Linked DNA regions of Homo sapiens: region 1 is linked to region 2. A link is a contact called in ENCODE Hi-C or POLR2A ChIA-PET data. All regions are on one chromosome and are shown on one strand. Each heading gives the region's core, a stretch centred on a gene start or an enhancer-like site at or near the end of the contact. The rest is flanking DNA. Distances are from core to core; before and after follow the strand shown.

The links. Hi-C counts contacts between places; a loop is a spot of excess contacts on that map. ChIA-PET counts read pairs that join two places held with the same protein, here RNA polymerase II (POLR2A). Pooled maps may share reads with other maps.
Region 1: a loop to region 2 is called in a pooled map, with 4 times the contacts of the local background. The contact joins two enhancer-like sites. A Hi-C loop is called at or near these places in 3 of 50 pooled maps. POLR2A ChIA-PET finds 5 or more read pairs at or near these places in 2 of 52 experiments (H1 and WTC11).

What each region holds. Positions count from the first base shown.
Region 1 is chr21:45,516,046-45,519,125 of GRCh38, forward strand. SLC19A1 (solute carrier family 19 member 1) reads right to left here. Exons shown (of 6, transcript NM_194255.4): 6 at 1-95. Among named protein-coding and RNA genes, the nearest start is that of SLC19A1, 25 kb to the right of the region's middle. RefSeq lists enhancers at 1-387, 1,787-2,046. Within about 2 kb of position 1,791, at least 5 of the 41 ENCODE cell types and tissues checked have a DNase peak (open chromatin) inside an H3K27ac peak, as active enhancers do.
Region 2 is chr21:45,817,118-45,820,148 of GRCh38, forward strand. The region is part of intron 4 of PCBP3 (poly(rC) binding protein 3); the gene reads left to right. Among named protein-coding and RNA genes, the nearest start is that of PCBP3-AS1, 18 kb to the right of the region's middle. RefSeq lists enhancers at 1-391, 392-891. Within about 2 kb of position 1,339, at least 3 of the 41 ENCODE cell types and tissues checked have a DNase peak (open chromatin) inside an H3K27ac peak, as active enhancers do.

The DNA.
Region 1 (3,080 bases), core at 541-3,040, 300 kb before region 2:
TGGTGGCCCCGCTGGCAGTGCCGCAGGCCATCCAGCATGGCCCCCAAGAAGTAGATGATGGACAGGATCAGGAAGTACACGGAGTATAACTGGAACTGGAAAGAGAGGCCGGGTGAGGCGGGTGGGGAGGGCCTGGCTGGGACACTGGCACCCTACACCCCGACGCCTGCTCCCAGGCTCACCCTCCTCCAGCTCAGAGGCTGACCCTGAACACTGCACAGCGGTCAGAGGCCAGCCCCAGGAGCAGGTGCCACAGTGCTCACCACAGCCCCCCCGACCTCCACCACCTGGCACAGGCCTGAAGGGGGGTTCCCACCATTTCCCAAGAACCCCTCGGAACCTGGCAGGTGGCCTGCTTCTGCGTGGCCTGCGGTGTCTGCTCCCGAGTCCCCTGCTTGGTGGTGCTTGCTGCCCCCCCATGGTGCTGAGACAGCGGAAGGGTGCCCATGAGGGCCAGAACGTCCCGCCTGGCAGAGCAGGGTGAGGAGAGCCACAGCAGGTGACCAGGAGCTGATCCCCAGGGCTTCGCGCCCAGAGCAACCCCCAGCAGCCTGCACATGGAGCCCGTCTCCATCTCGGCAGCGGAAGCTGTGCTACGATGACCAGAAGGAGCAGCACCAGCGTTGGCCACATCTCTCCTGATTCTCGCAGCTGCCAGGGGCAGGAGGGACTGGAGATGTCCCTGGGACACCAGGGAGGGACCTGATCATTCCCGGAGGTGCAGAGGGTTCAGGAGGCTGCAGTGCCCTCAGGACATCCGTGGGCAGAGCCCAGTGAGTCCCGCCCAAGACCCCTGAGGCCCCAGCTCCACATCCGCAGGCCAGAATCCCTGCAGCCCATCGGCACCGGCACCCTTCCAGGACAGCTGTTTTTAAAGCAAACTGAGGAAGATGGGGCTGACACGCTTCTCCCTGCTCTTCTCCTACCCAAGACACTGAGATAAACACCTGGGAAGACTCTGAAAGCAGGAGCGAGGAGGACAGACTGACCAGGCCCTCGGGGTCTGGGGAGCTGTGCCACACAAGGGCAGACTGGCCGGGCCCTCGGGGTCTGGGGAGCTGTGCCACGCAAGGACAGACTGTGCCACGCAGAGCTCCCTGGGGGCTTTTCTTTTCACCTCAGATATTTTGAAACTGAAGAAGGCAGCAGGCTGGAAAAGACAACAGATGCAGAAAAAAGAGCCCATGGAAGCAGCTCTCTCTGGCCTAAGACCCAGGGAAGGGTCAGCCCAACATGAGGAAAGACCTTTCGACAGGAATCGCCCTGCTCCCCGCAAACACCAGACCTCGGCTCCACCCACCATGTCAGCAAGGACCCCCCACCCTCGCCAGCCTGTAACAAGGACCCCCGAGTCCCCTGCGGGGTGGTGTCAGACAACACCAGTGGGCACTAGAGCTTTCACTCCCACTGGTTGGTAAAGACACCCACCCTCACCCCCAAGGAGTCAGCAGAGACCACAGGGAAGCCCAAGATGTCACCCCCAAAGCCTCATGGAGTCAGTGGAGACCATGTGGGGAGCCTAGTCACCCCCGAAGCCTCACGGAGTCAGCAGAGACCATATGGGGAGCCTGGCCTCTTATCCTCACCCAGTAGTAAGAGCGTGCCTGTCCTGTCCCCCTCCATGCTGGGGGGTGTCAGAGGAGGTCAAGCGGGAGTCCAGACTTTCACCTACCCAGCAATAATGAGAATGTCCCAACCCCAGGGGCATCAAGGGGGCCACGAGGGGAGCTGGACTCCCATCCTTGCCTGGCAACAAGAAGGAGCCCCCACCCAGCCACCCACCCTCCCTCAGGTGTCACAAAGGCTGAGTGAGAGCCTGGACTTCCACCCCACCTGCCTGTAGCGAGGTGCACACCCCGCTTGACCTGCAGGAGTTGCGTCAGCCACAACAGGATGCTGAAATTACATCATACCCAAAATGCTTGCATCTCACTAAAAAATCCCTTGGCACACTAAACCACAAAGATCTCAAACTGAAAAACAATTAATAGACACCAACACTAAGACAACACAGACAGTAGAATTCGCCAAGAAAGATCTTAAAGCAGCCACCATAAAAATGCTTCAGTGAACAATAACAAACATGCTGGAAACAAATGAAAAAACACAGTCTCAGCAAAGAAATAGGAGAAATAAAAAAAATTTAGAACTGAAATGTACAATAATCAGAATTTAAAAACTTAATGAATCATCTCAACAACAAAATAGAAGAGGCAGAGAAATGATCAATGAACTGGAGGTAGAACAATAGAAATTATCCAACCTGAACAAAAGAAAAAATGGACTGAAAAAAAATGAACAAAGCCTCATTCCTTGTGGGACTATACAACATGATCTAACATTTGTGACATGGGGGATCTAGAAAAAGAGGAGAAAAGGAGTGGGGTTCAAAAAGCATTTCAGGAAATAATGGTTGAAAACTTCCTAAATTTGGTGAGATGTACACTGCAGATTCATGAAGCTGAGCAAACCCCAAATAGAAAACCCAAACAAAATCACACCAACACATACCATATTCAAACTTCTATAAGCTAACGATAAAAATAAAGAAAAAATCTTGGAAGTGGCCAGAGAAAAATGACACTTTACGGGCAAGCAATTTGAATAACAGTAATTGCTCATCAAAAATCCTGAAAGCTATGAGGAAGGGGCACCACATTTCTCACAGGCTAAAAAAAAAGAACACTGTCTACCCAGCATCCTATATCCAGTGAAAACATCCTTTGAGAATAAAAGAGCAATCAAGACACTCACAGATGAAGAAAAACTAAGAGAAGAAATTTGTAACCAGCAGATCTGTCTAAAATAATGGCAAAAAACAAACAAAAAACAAGTTCTCTAAACAGAAAGGAAATTACTAAAGAAGGAATCTTGAAATAACAGGAAAGAGGAAATACCACAGTAGGCAACATTATGGGTAAATAAAACAGACTTTCCTTCTTTAGTTTCCTAAAATATGTTTGATGATTAATGCAAAAATTACAATATTTTCTTATGTAGCACTAAAGGTATGTAGAGAAAATATTTAAGATAATTGTACTGTAAGCGGGAGATGACAGTGACATAAAGGCAACGTTTTT
Region 2 (3,031 bases), core at 89-2,588:
TGTTGTTTTTGGTTTTTATTTCTGCAGGCATCTAATTTACCGAAACTTCATGTCATGGCTCGGTCGAACTTTGTCAAGGAAAGTCTTCACTATCCCTTCCTCTAGAACTTAACGTTGTCCTCCTCCTAAGGTGTAGCCTTTCATGGGTCTCAAGTGAACACCCTGGATGCTGAGTGAGGGGCCTCCACTGTGGCTGTGAGCAGTCCCCGCCTCGTGGTACCACATGACATTTAGCGTGTCTGTTCACCTCATACTCCCCAGTAGTTCTGTCTCTCTCTGCCATTCCTCATGGAGTCCTTGCGTGCACAGCATAGTATTTGGCCAACATCTTCCTGCAGTTTGGGGGCCCCGTCTCCTCTTAGCTCTTGCCTCTGCTGTCCCCATCTCCCATATTCCAGCTGCTGCCGCAGCCCCCATGCTTGCCTTTTGTCCTCAGCCCCCCAGCGAGGCAGCAGCTTGTGTGTGTGCTGCACTGCCGTGAGCAGCAACTTGACAGTGGACGCAGCTAGAAAGCAGCCGGCGAGGAGCTCAGCGTGTGTCTCCGCCGGGTGAAAGATCACAGTCCTGCACCCTGCTGTGCAATGCTCGAACACACTTGCTTCTTATTTCTGTCCAATTCTTAAGGTTTTTACTGTGGGATCATAAGTCCTTACTCCTTCATGGTTGGAATCAAAATCCAAAACCTTGTGGTTTCCATTTTCAGTTGATGATATCCTTATGAACTCAGGATTTATTTCACTTTTGAAAAGTTAATAGTCTTTATGTTTTAGGGCAATTGTATTCTACAATACAGAAAAATTATTGGAAAGTATAGAGCGTGCCACCTCCTCCCCTCATACAGAGCTTCTCCTGTTACGTACATCTTGCCTCAAGTGTGGTACAGTCAATGAACCAATATTGGTACATTATTATTATTATTTTTTGAGACAGAGTCTCGCACTGTCGCCCAGGCTGGAGTGCAGTGGTGCGATCTTGGCTCACTGCAACCTCCACCTCCCGGGTTCACACCATTCTCCTGCCTCAGCCTCCCGAGTAGCTGGGACTACAGGTGCGTGCCACCAAGCCTGGCTGATTTTTTGTATTTTAATAGAGACGGGGTTTCACCTTGTTAGCCAGGATGGTCTCGATCTCCTGACCTCATGATCTGCCCGCCTCGGCCTCCTAAAGTGCTGGGATAACAGGTGTGAGCCACCGCGCCGGCCTGGTTCATTGTTATTCACGGATGGTCATAGTTTGCATTGGGGCTCACTGTGTTGAACACAGGTTTTGACAAGTGTCCAGTGACACGTGTCCCTGTCATTACTGTGTCATACAGAAGAGCTCCACTGCCCCCATGCGCTTCACGTACTCACTCCTCCCGTCCCTGAAGCCCCTGGCAACCACTCATGTTTTTATTGTCACTATAGTTTTGCCATTTGCAGAATGTTTTGTAAGAAACTGCCACAGTTTTGTAAGAAACTGCCAAACTACCTTCCCAAGTGGTTGCATCACTTTGCAAACTAAAATCTCTCTAACCGTGAGATCTATTAGTCATGCTCCTTGGTATTTACTCAAAGGATTTGAAAACTTCAGCCTACACAACAACCTGCACACAGATGTTTATAGCAGCTTTGTTTATCATTGCCAACACTTGGAAGCAACCAAGACATCCTTTAGTAGGCAAATGAATACACCAGTGGTGCATCCAGACAGTGGAATATGATTCAGCACTACAAAGAAATGAGCTGTCAAACCATGAAGTGATGCGGAGGAACCTTGAATGCGTGTTACTTAGTGAAAGAGGCCAGCCTGAAAAGGCTGCATGCTATACGATTCCAACTATATGACATTCTGGAAAAGACAAAACTATAAAAATAGTATAAAGATCAGTGGTTGCCAAGAGTTGGGCGGAGAGATGGATGTGTAGGTGGATCACAGAGTACTTTTACTACAGGGAAAATACTCCGGGTGATGCTGTAATGGTGGATGCGTGTCATTACACATTTGCCCAAACCACAGAGTACAGCACCGAGCGTGAGCCCTGCTGTGAACTCTGGACCTGGGGGGTGGTGATGTGCCCACATGGGTTTGGTTGTGACTCATGTACTGCTCTGGTGGCGGGCTGTGGGGGATGGGCCGTGGGGGATGGGGGTATATAGGAAATCTCTGTGTTTTGTGCTCAGTTTGCTGCTCTAAAAAATAAAACCTAAACAAAGCAGTCGGAGTCCCTGAAGACTGTCCTGTGACAGAGCAGGAAGGGCTCCCTTAGCTCTGAGGGAAAGCGCTGGTTATGTATTTGCTCTTCTCCCAAGAACACACAGTCTAATTTTGATCCTCTTTACAGACGGGATGAAGGGCATGTTCATCAAGTAAGCGGATGCAGGTGCAGAGACCACACCTGGCACGACACTGCCGTTGGGCACCCCAAGGCCGAGGCCGGCAGCCACTGTTGTCCCCAGAGTCCATCTGGTTTCTAGAGTGGAAAATGGAAAGGGGTCAAACCGCCCACGCAGCCCTGAAGTCCTTGATGGTAGTGTAGATTCTACAGTCTTCCCCAGGTGCTATCTTGGCTGAGGTGGGGAAGGCTCCTGGGGACTGTACTTGGCCTTTTCTGCCTTAATATCCTGCTCAAGGCCGGGGCCAGAGGGCTTGTCTGGCAGCTGCTGGGCGCCTCTGTCCAGTGCTGTACCAGAACGTCTAGCAGATGGGTGTGCGGGCACAGGGCCTCTGCCAGATGGACTCGGGCCAAGCTCCGTCTGTCATGTTAATTGTGGGTCCATGATGGTGTCTGAGTCCCCTGGAGTGGGCAGGAGCTCAGGCCCCAGACCCAGCCATTGTCTGAAGGTCCAGGGCCTGGCCACTCACTCTGCCCATCATGCTGTCACTCCAGGCAGTTACTCAGGCCCGCTGGGGAAGGTGGGGTGAATGTTTGCTCTACACCGCAGGACTGTTGCGGGTCTTCCCTGGAGACTGGGTCTCCGTTTCAGCCACTGGCTCTGACCCATGGACCAGCTCAGACCTCATCTCCTCTGAAGGGAGTGGCGCTGGCCTT